2 separate regions of the Homo sapiens genome follow, and region 2 is linked to region 1. Evidence: read pairs that join two places in POLR2A ChIA-PET (ENCODE). Cell type or tissue: Panc1. All regions are shown on one strand.

Region 1 (4,000 bases):
ACGGGGTTTCACCATGTTAGCCAGGATGGTCTCGATCTCCTGACCTCGTGGTCCACCCACCTCGGCCTCTCAAAGTGCTGGGATTACAGGCGTGAGCCACCGCACCCGGCCTTTAAAGCTTTTAAAGATATATTTTCTCTGGTTTTTAGTTTGCAATGAAAATGCTTTTAAATGTCTTATGTACCATTGTTAGATTTTTTAATCTTCAGGAGAGGGGAGACTTTTCCCTTGATTCTGAATTATAAAGTAAGATTAACTTTTTGCAAATTTTCTTCTCTGAATAATTGTATTTTACCTAAAATCGGGAGAGAAAGGATCACCATTTGATATCATGTTCATAGTGATAATTATAAAAAATAAGAATTATCTTCTCTACTTTTAGTTGAATACCTATACTGAAAATATACAAAGAGAGAAGACCCTGACATTCTGAGCTGATGAAATAATTAAAACACACACACAGGATCACTGAAATTTAGAGTTAGTAGGGATCATATAATCTCATTTTTCTTTTCTTTTTTTTTTTTTTGAGATGGAGTCTCGCTCTGTCGCCCAGGCTGGAGTGCAGTGGCGTGATCTCGGCTCACCACAAGCTCCGCTTCCCGGGTTCAGGCCATTCTCTTGCCTCAGCCTCCCGAGTAGCTGGGACTACAGGCGCCCACCACCATGCCTGGCTAATGTTTTGTATTTTTTTTTATTGGAGATGGAGTTTCACCTTGTTGGCCAGGATGGTCTTGATCTCCTGACTTGGTGATCCCCCCGCCTCGGCCTCCCAAAGTGCTGGGATTACAGGCGTGAGCCACCGCGCCCGGCCAATCTCATTTTTCAAACTTAAGTAATGTACTCCTATTAAAGAAAGACATTCTTTTTGATTTACAATATATTAGAAAGCTTTTGGTTGCAAGTGACAGAAACTCAACTTGAACCCATAGAGAATTGATGCACATAATTTTAATTGCTTGCGGGATTGGGTTAGCTGTGAATTTAGCTAATCAAATAATGTTGCCAAAATTCTGTCTGTCTCTGTGTCTATCTAACTATCTATCTGTCTGTCTATCTATCTATGTATCTACCTATCTCTATTTATCTTTTCATCTATCTACTCTGTTTACCTGCCCTTCCTTGCATCTATTTATCTGTCCATGTATCCATTTGTTCATGTATTCATCTATCCATGTATCTTTTGGCCCTGTGCTGTGTTGGCTTTATTTTCTTGCATGCTTTCTTCATGTGCTGAGAGTTTCTACTTGTTAACTGTATGTGGGTCTTAAACTTCTGATATTAGAGAGGTGCCTTCTTATCCATATCAGTCTTCCCCAGATTACCCTGGTCTCACCTGGGTCACATCCCAACTCTGAACCAATCATTGTATTCGGGAGAGTAGGGTTGTTTGACTGTTTTGTTGGGGCACGTAGCCCATAAGGTGATATATCATTGGGGAGGGTACATTCCCAAAAGAAAGTGATGTGGGCAGACCCAGAAGTTCTAGATGTCTACCATAACTAGTGTTGACTTCCTTTTATTTTAATGTTAGTGAAGTGTGGAATTCTTAGAAGTAGAATAAATAAAAGCAGATATAATTTAATCATAGTTACAACATTTATGCAACTGTAATGCCAAAATACATTCTCAGTTAATTACGAACAAAATGATAAAACCACAGCCAAATGCAGATTTACAGCATTCATTAAAACACTCTTGCAAAGTAGATATGGTTCTAACTATCTGAAAAACAGTATGGTAAGTCAGCTGGCCTTTGCTACAATTTGGCCTATAATGATTTCACTTCTCCCACTGGGTCTCTCTGAACAATCATGAAACTTATTCCTCTAGCACAGCATACCAGCTTTCATTTTTTACTTGCTATGAAGGCATATATGCATATTAAATTTACGTCTTTTATTTTCTCATTAACACAAATATAAACCTTAGAACTAAAATTGCAGGGCAGTAGTTGGTAATAAGATGGTCTTCCCAGTAACTGAAAGCAATTTCTTTCACTTTCTTTTGTTTTGATTATGATTATTGTGAAAATATAAAATTAGAACATTTTATAGAACAAAGTAAAGATCTTCAAAACATACTTGTTTTGAATTCTGTGGGCTCTCAAACCTCAGATAAATGCCATTGTAGTCCAGTCTCTCCCATATCTAAACTGCAAAGCCAACTGATTTACATGTTTAGTGCATAGATTTGAGTTATTGTTTTCTTTCAGAAGTGGTAGGTTTTCCTTTAAGCAACTTCTTTTATACCATGTGTTGTGAATGTACAGAAAATTACAAAATATTTTGTCCCTTCCAATTCTCAGTCAAATTTGAAGTTAAAATCATATGAAGCAATTCTGCATTTTAAGGTTCTCAGATGTTTTCATAGCTGGAGCAAACTTAGAAATACTAAATAACTTTGGGCAGACTCTTCATTTCCTTACCATGCCAGACCCAAGCGAACTACTCACTGTAACATCAGAGTAGAGGTTATTGGAGGATATCACTTAGAGGTGTCCAAAATCTCCCGTTTTGTTTAATAATAGTCTGTTAATCTCTTAATCATCTAAACCATTGCTTCTCAAAAGAAGATGTTGGCATTTGGTGGTGACACTTTTTTGTTGTTAGAGGCTGTCTAGTGCATAGCAGGACATTTAACATCCCTGAACTCCAGACACTAAATGCCAGGGCCACCCCCATCCATGTGATGGAAAATCTATTCCCACACATTTCCAAATGCCCCTCAAGGGTTGGCACCACTACTTGATTAGGAGCCACTGTTGTGAACCCTTTGAAATTGATTTCTGTTTATGGTGAAGGGCCCTAGATAGGACAGCCTTAGGCTTCAACCCCAGACCTACTTTTCTAAGAGGAAGACTTTAGGTGCATTATTTACTCTCTCTGTAAAATGGAGATAATGTCATTTACCTCATAGTGTTCATTAGAAAATTAAAGGAAATAATGCGTGTTTCCTTATCTTTTTAGTGGTAATTTTCAGTAGTTTACCATTTTACCTTGAGCATCATCAGTGCCTTAAATGTAATCACAAACTTTGATAGGCATTTCCTTATCCTGGTAGATGGGAATTAAGTTCTGACAGCATAGTGATTTCATAGACTTTAAATGTCATTTTCATTTTTTAGATGAATTTTATTAATGGTTCGAACAGAAGTTTTTGTGGGATTGTGTAAGGTACTGGAAAGGGAACTGGAATGGGAGCCCAGACCCCCAGATTTTGTTTCCAGCTTTGCTATTAGCTAACTTTGTGACTGGCTCAAGTTAATGAACCTCAAACTTTAAGACGGGAGGTGAAAGAGGGTGAAGACTCAAGGCGGAGAGATTCATAAGTGAGCTTAAAAATCTCTTTCAGCTGTAAGAGTTCTTTTTTCTCACCAGGAGAGCCGAGTATCAGTTTCTCAGATTGAATAGTTTCATTCTTTTAAGTATTTTTCCAAATTTGAGTAGTGGATCCAGGTCAAATTATGCAAACAACGTAACTGAAACTGTATAAAATAAGGATCCAAGAGCAGGAAAAGTAGCCAACATAATTTTTTATGTGAGTTATTTTGTGTTTTCCCTAATTTTAGCAGATTTCCATATAAGTTATCAATCATACTTTCCAGTCAGAAAATTTAGTATACTCTTTGCAATGCTGGTATTAGTGATTAATTCACATGACTAATGAAAAAGGCATTGAAAAGAGAAAAGAGGATGGCATTTTAGTAGCTGACTTATAAACACAAAAATACACCCTGCAAATCTCCCCCAAAAGTTACTGCTCAATGGACTTGCTATATGGACATTTTTGAGGTCCAAGGATTGGTATCACCCTACTTTTAGGATTTACCCAAGTAAGTACCCATGGATAAGAACTAAAACAGCCAATTTAATCCATAAATTACCTATAGCAGAGTGTTAAAGCGTTGTTTTATCAGATATTAAAACTGTGCTCCAGTTTAGAATTATGAAGTATTGCTATGGTGTTCATCATAGGTAATTATTGTATTTTTTTTACA
Region 2 (4,000 bases), 150 kb before region 1:
TGAAGAAAGTTGGTCAACATAAGATTCTGTGGAAGTCCTCAATAAAAAGAGAACATAGACTCCAACAAGAGCCAAACTTACAGGAAACTATTCAGAAAGACATTCATTGTGGAAGCAGGAGGCAATGCTTAAAGGAATCTATTGGGTAAGCCAAACAAAAGCCAAGAGTAGGAGAAGCTGAGGAATAGACAGGGTTGGGGACCCAAGCGGTGATGTAGTTAGCAAGGCTCCAGAAACAGGAAGCCAGACACCAGCAGACAAGAACACCTTCCACTGAGGCCATTTTGTGTTATTGTTGTTTTAAGCCTAAATACCCTATCTCTCCTCAGAAAATAAGAATCTGCCAATAAAGGCTTAAATACCCCAACCTAGCAATGCCAAATAAATTAATGAAGCAAATACTTCTCTTCAAATATACATCAGCACTTCTAAATTGTGTTTCATAGATTTTTAAGGAGTTGGGTTTCTTAAAACACATCACTGATTCATAATATTTAAAAGAATGGCATGATTAAGAGACAGGAGAAACAGAGAACAAGTTATTTAAACTGTATTTTAATTATTCTCATGATGTTTTTACCATGGTTCCCTAATGTCCCTTATATATGATTTCTACCCCATCCTTTGTTCATCACAGTCAGTGAGTTAAAAAAAAAAAATCAAGCCTTTAATCTAACAAGAAGCTGAAACAAATTTAAGATGCTTTGAAGTCACTAGATGGAAACTCAAACATATGCCTAATCATCTGTGCTGAACTTCAGTATTAAATATATATTAAACATGCTGTACTCTCAAAAGGGTTCATTTTTATGCTTGACATCACCAATTATTATTCAAGCAGATAGCAAAAGATGAAGCTCAGAAGATGATTAAATAATAAGGCAGAAGTACCAATTGAAACATGCATACTTTGGAGTCTGTAATTTCAGCAAATGGCTGACATACACGAGTATGGAAAAAAAGGTTTGCCTTTGCAGGATCTAGATGAAAATTAATAATTCATATGCAGTGTTTCCAAAGTGTTTGAGAAAACTTAATAATCAACTTCTTCCTCATGATAATTTCCCAGATTTCTCTATACCTTTCTTCTCTCAAAGTTCGTCTTATTCACTTCCCAGCTCTGATCATTATTTCCATACAGATGACTATAAATCTACTTCTCTGTCCCAGGGCTCATTTTGGAGCTTCAGACTCACATTTTCAGCTATTTCTTGGCTGTTATTTCCTAAAACACTTATCTGAACTATAAATTCAGCATAATCCTAAACTAGTTTAACAACTTTCTCCCCCAAATGAGATCCTTCTGTGGTTTGTAGGTAATGGGAATTCCATTTCTTTATATGTTCATGTTCATAATAGCTAAGTTGTTTTCAGCTTTTCTTTCTCCTTCGCCTCAAAAATCTATCAACATCTGGTCATGTAGATTCTATCTCCAAAGTGTTTCTTGCATTCTTCCTCCTGTGATCCTCATTTACTCCACCTTGTTTAAGTCCTTATTATTTTTAAATGAAGCTCCATAATAGGAGAAAGAGAGACCTCCTGTCCATCTTGAGCAGTGCTACCAAATTATTCTTTCTTATCCATGGGGTCTCACCTTACTCTGTGGCTCTAGAATCATCAAGGGTTCTTCACTGCCTACCAAATAAACATTTACACACTGGGATTCAAGATCCTTCAAAATATACAGGCCTGGCACATATTCCCAATCTTATTTCCTACTACTTTCCCTCAAATCTGATTTCCCCTCCAAATAGAATCTGTGCTTTCATCCTTCTAAGGTGTCCTTCCCTTCCTGACACTTAAAATGCAGCAAGCATGGTGGAGAGAAGGGCTGGGAGCTTTGGAGTCAGGAGTCATGTTGCATTGCATTCTATTTCTCACTAATCAGCTGTGTAATTGTTGGCAAAGTACTTCGTTTCTCTAATCCTGTTTTACAATCTGTTAAATGGGCATAATTCCTACCTCACAGTTATAATTTAAGCTTTAAATGAGATAATCCAGTAAAGGGATTCAGTTGTTCCTACCCTCTTTCCTTCAAGTGGGCAAATCTCAAACATTGCCCTCTCACTCCATTAACCCTTTCTTTATCTTCTAAACCAGATATGATCTGTCCCTTATTTTTAGCGTGAATTTTTATTATGAATCTTAGGGCACTACTTTACTGTGTACTAAAATCATTTAACAAATTGCAAGATATTTGAGGTCAATAATTTTGCTTTACCCACTTCAGGATTTCTGTGGTACCTCACATAGTGTCTTGAATCTAGCTCAGTAAATATTCATGTAACTGAACTGATTCAAATACCTGCAATAAAAAATAGGGTGTATGAAGGAAGCCCCTAATAGGCCTTGGGTCTGTGAAGACAATCTACTAATTAGGGAAATAAGAAAGGAGGCTGCAGAATAGAGAGAGGACATATTTAACTACAGAGAACAAGACTACGTGCCTTCTCACAGATTGTTTTCGAACTATGGGAACACCAAACTAAATATAAACAGCATAGCTCCAGGAGGGTGCAGGACAGTAATTGCTCTGTCCTGTAATTTGAATAATTCATTGCCACTATAGGGAAATAACAGCAAGAGTTAAAAGCTGAAAGAGGTAAGAGGGACAGAGCAATTACTGTCCTGACAGAGGTGATTTCATCAGTGGATGCCAAAAGTGACCCAAGGCACAAATAGTGTAAACAAACTCAGCACAGGTGAACCAGATCTGACCGTTAGGTAGGATACACCTTCAGGCTCTTTGCTACTATTCTGTGAAACATCTCTATTCATTTTTTAAAAGTTTTTTGCTATTAATACATATTTCACATGAATAAAAATTGGTATGATATGGTCAAAGGTTGCATTTGTCTCAGACCCCAAATCCTTTTCAAAATGGCTTGGTAAAGCCATCTTTTATCTTATTATCTAGAATTTCTTCAGATACACTTTTTTTTGAGACGGAGTCTCGCTCTGTCGCCCAGGCTGGAGTGCAGTAGCGCGATCTCGGCCCACTGCAAGCTCCGCCTCCCGGGTTCACGCCATTCTCCTGCCTCAGCCTCCCTAGTAGCTGAGACTACAGGTGCCCACCACCACGCCTGGCTAATTTTTTGTATTTTTAGTAGAGACGGGGTTTCACCATGTTAGCCAGGATGGTCTCAATTTCCTGACCTCGTGATCCGTCCGCCTTGGCCTCCCAAAGTGCTGGGATTACAGGCGTGAGCCACCGCGCCCGGCCCAGATACATTTTTTAGATACCTTAAGACGCTTGGAAGTTCTCTCTTTTTCAGCATCAATTTGAAGGAAAATATTCCTACACATTTTCCCTTTAATCTGGAGATTATTATGTTTTAATCTATATAGTCAACTCTTTTTCAAGTGGTTTCAATTAATAGCTATAGGAATAAAAACAAGATAAAAATAATGAATGTGTAGAGAATTTTTTAAAGGTTTTTTTGTAATTATTTTAATTCGGGAAAGGAGAGTAGGAAAATAAATATCAAGTGTGTTTATAACCTCATAAGAAAGAAGTAACAGCTTTGTGTGGGATACTGGTGACCTGGCTGTAACAATGTTTTTATTCCAGCAGTTTTTAAACATTGTTTTCCAACTGAGCCAATAATATTAGCAATCTAACTTGTAAAGAGTAGTTCTCAGGAGAAATGGAATTTCCCATCTAATGGAGCAGCCATGGAAAAGATAGACCAGTCAGGAGCAGGCCTTGCTCCCGATTATAGAAGCAAAGAAGGAAACCAGGACCAAGAAGCAAAGAAGGACCAAGACCAAGCCTGGTCAAAGAAAACACACAGTGCATATTTTGCTTGGTCAGAGTTCAAACCATCCTCACACTTTTGGCTTTTCCAGAGACAGGGATCCTTGGCAAAGATGCAGCTAAAGTAATTCACAATGCATCTATCACCACCCACATCTATCCCAATGGATCACACTTGACTCATGAACATGTACTGCCCTGAGGCCAATAGCACAACATTAGAGGAACTGGTGTTCTTTTACG

What was found. ChIA-PET counts read pairs that join two places held together with the same protein. Peaks named below come from ENCODE experiments on the same cell type or tissue, not always from the same donor. Only the 100,000 strongest peaks of a DNase experiment are listed, where the experiment ranks them.
Region 2: POLR2A ChIA-PET joins it to region 1 with 6 read pairs; 2 of 35 experiments call an interaction of 5 or more read pairs at or near these places.

What each region holds. Positions count from the first base shown.
Region 1 is chr4:119,618,703-119,622,702 of GRCh38, reverse strand. The region is part of intron 1 of PDE5A (phosphodiesterase 5A); the gene reads left to right. Among named protein-coding and RNA genes, the nearest start is that of PDE5A, 8.1 kb to the left of the region's middle. In Panc1, no CTCF peak of the experiment used is centred here; no DNase peak of the experiment used is centred here; H3K27ac peaks cover 1,055 bases.
Region 2 is chr4:119,769,230-119,773,229 of GRCh38, reverse strand. No RefSeq gene overlaps it. Among named protein-coding and RNA genes, the nearest start is that of LINC01365, 33 kb to the left of the region's middle. In Panc1, no CTCF peak of the experiment used is centred here; no DNase peak of the experiment used is centred here; H3K27ac peaks cover 378 bases.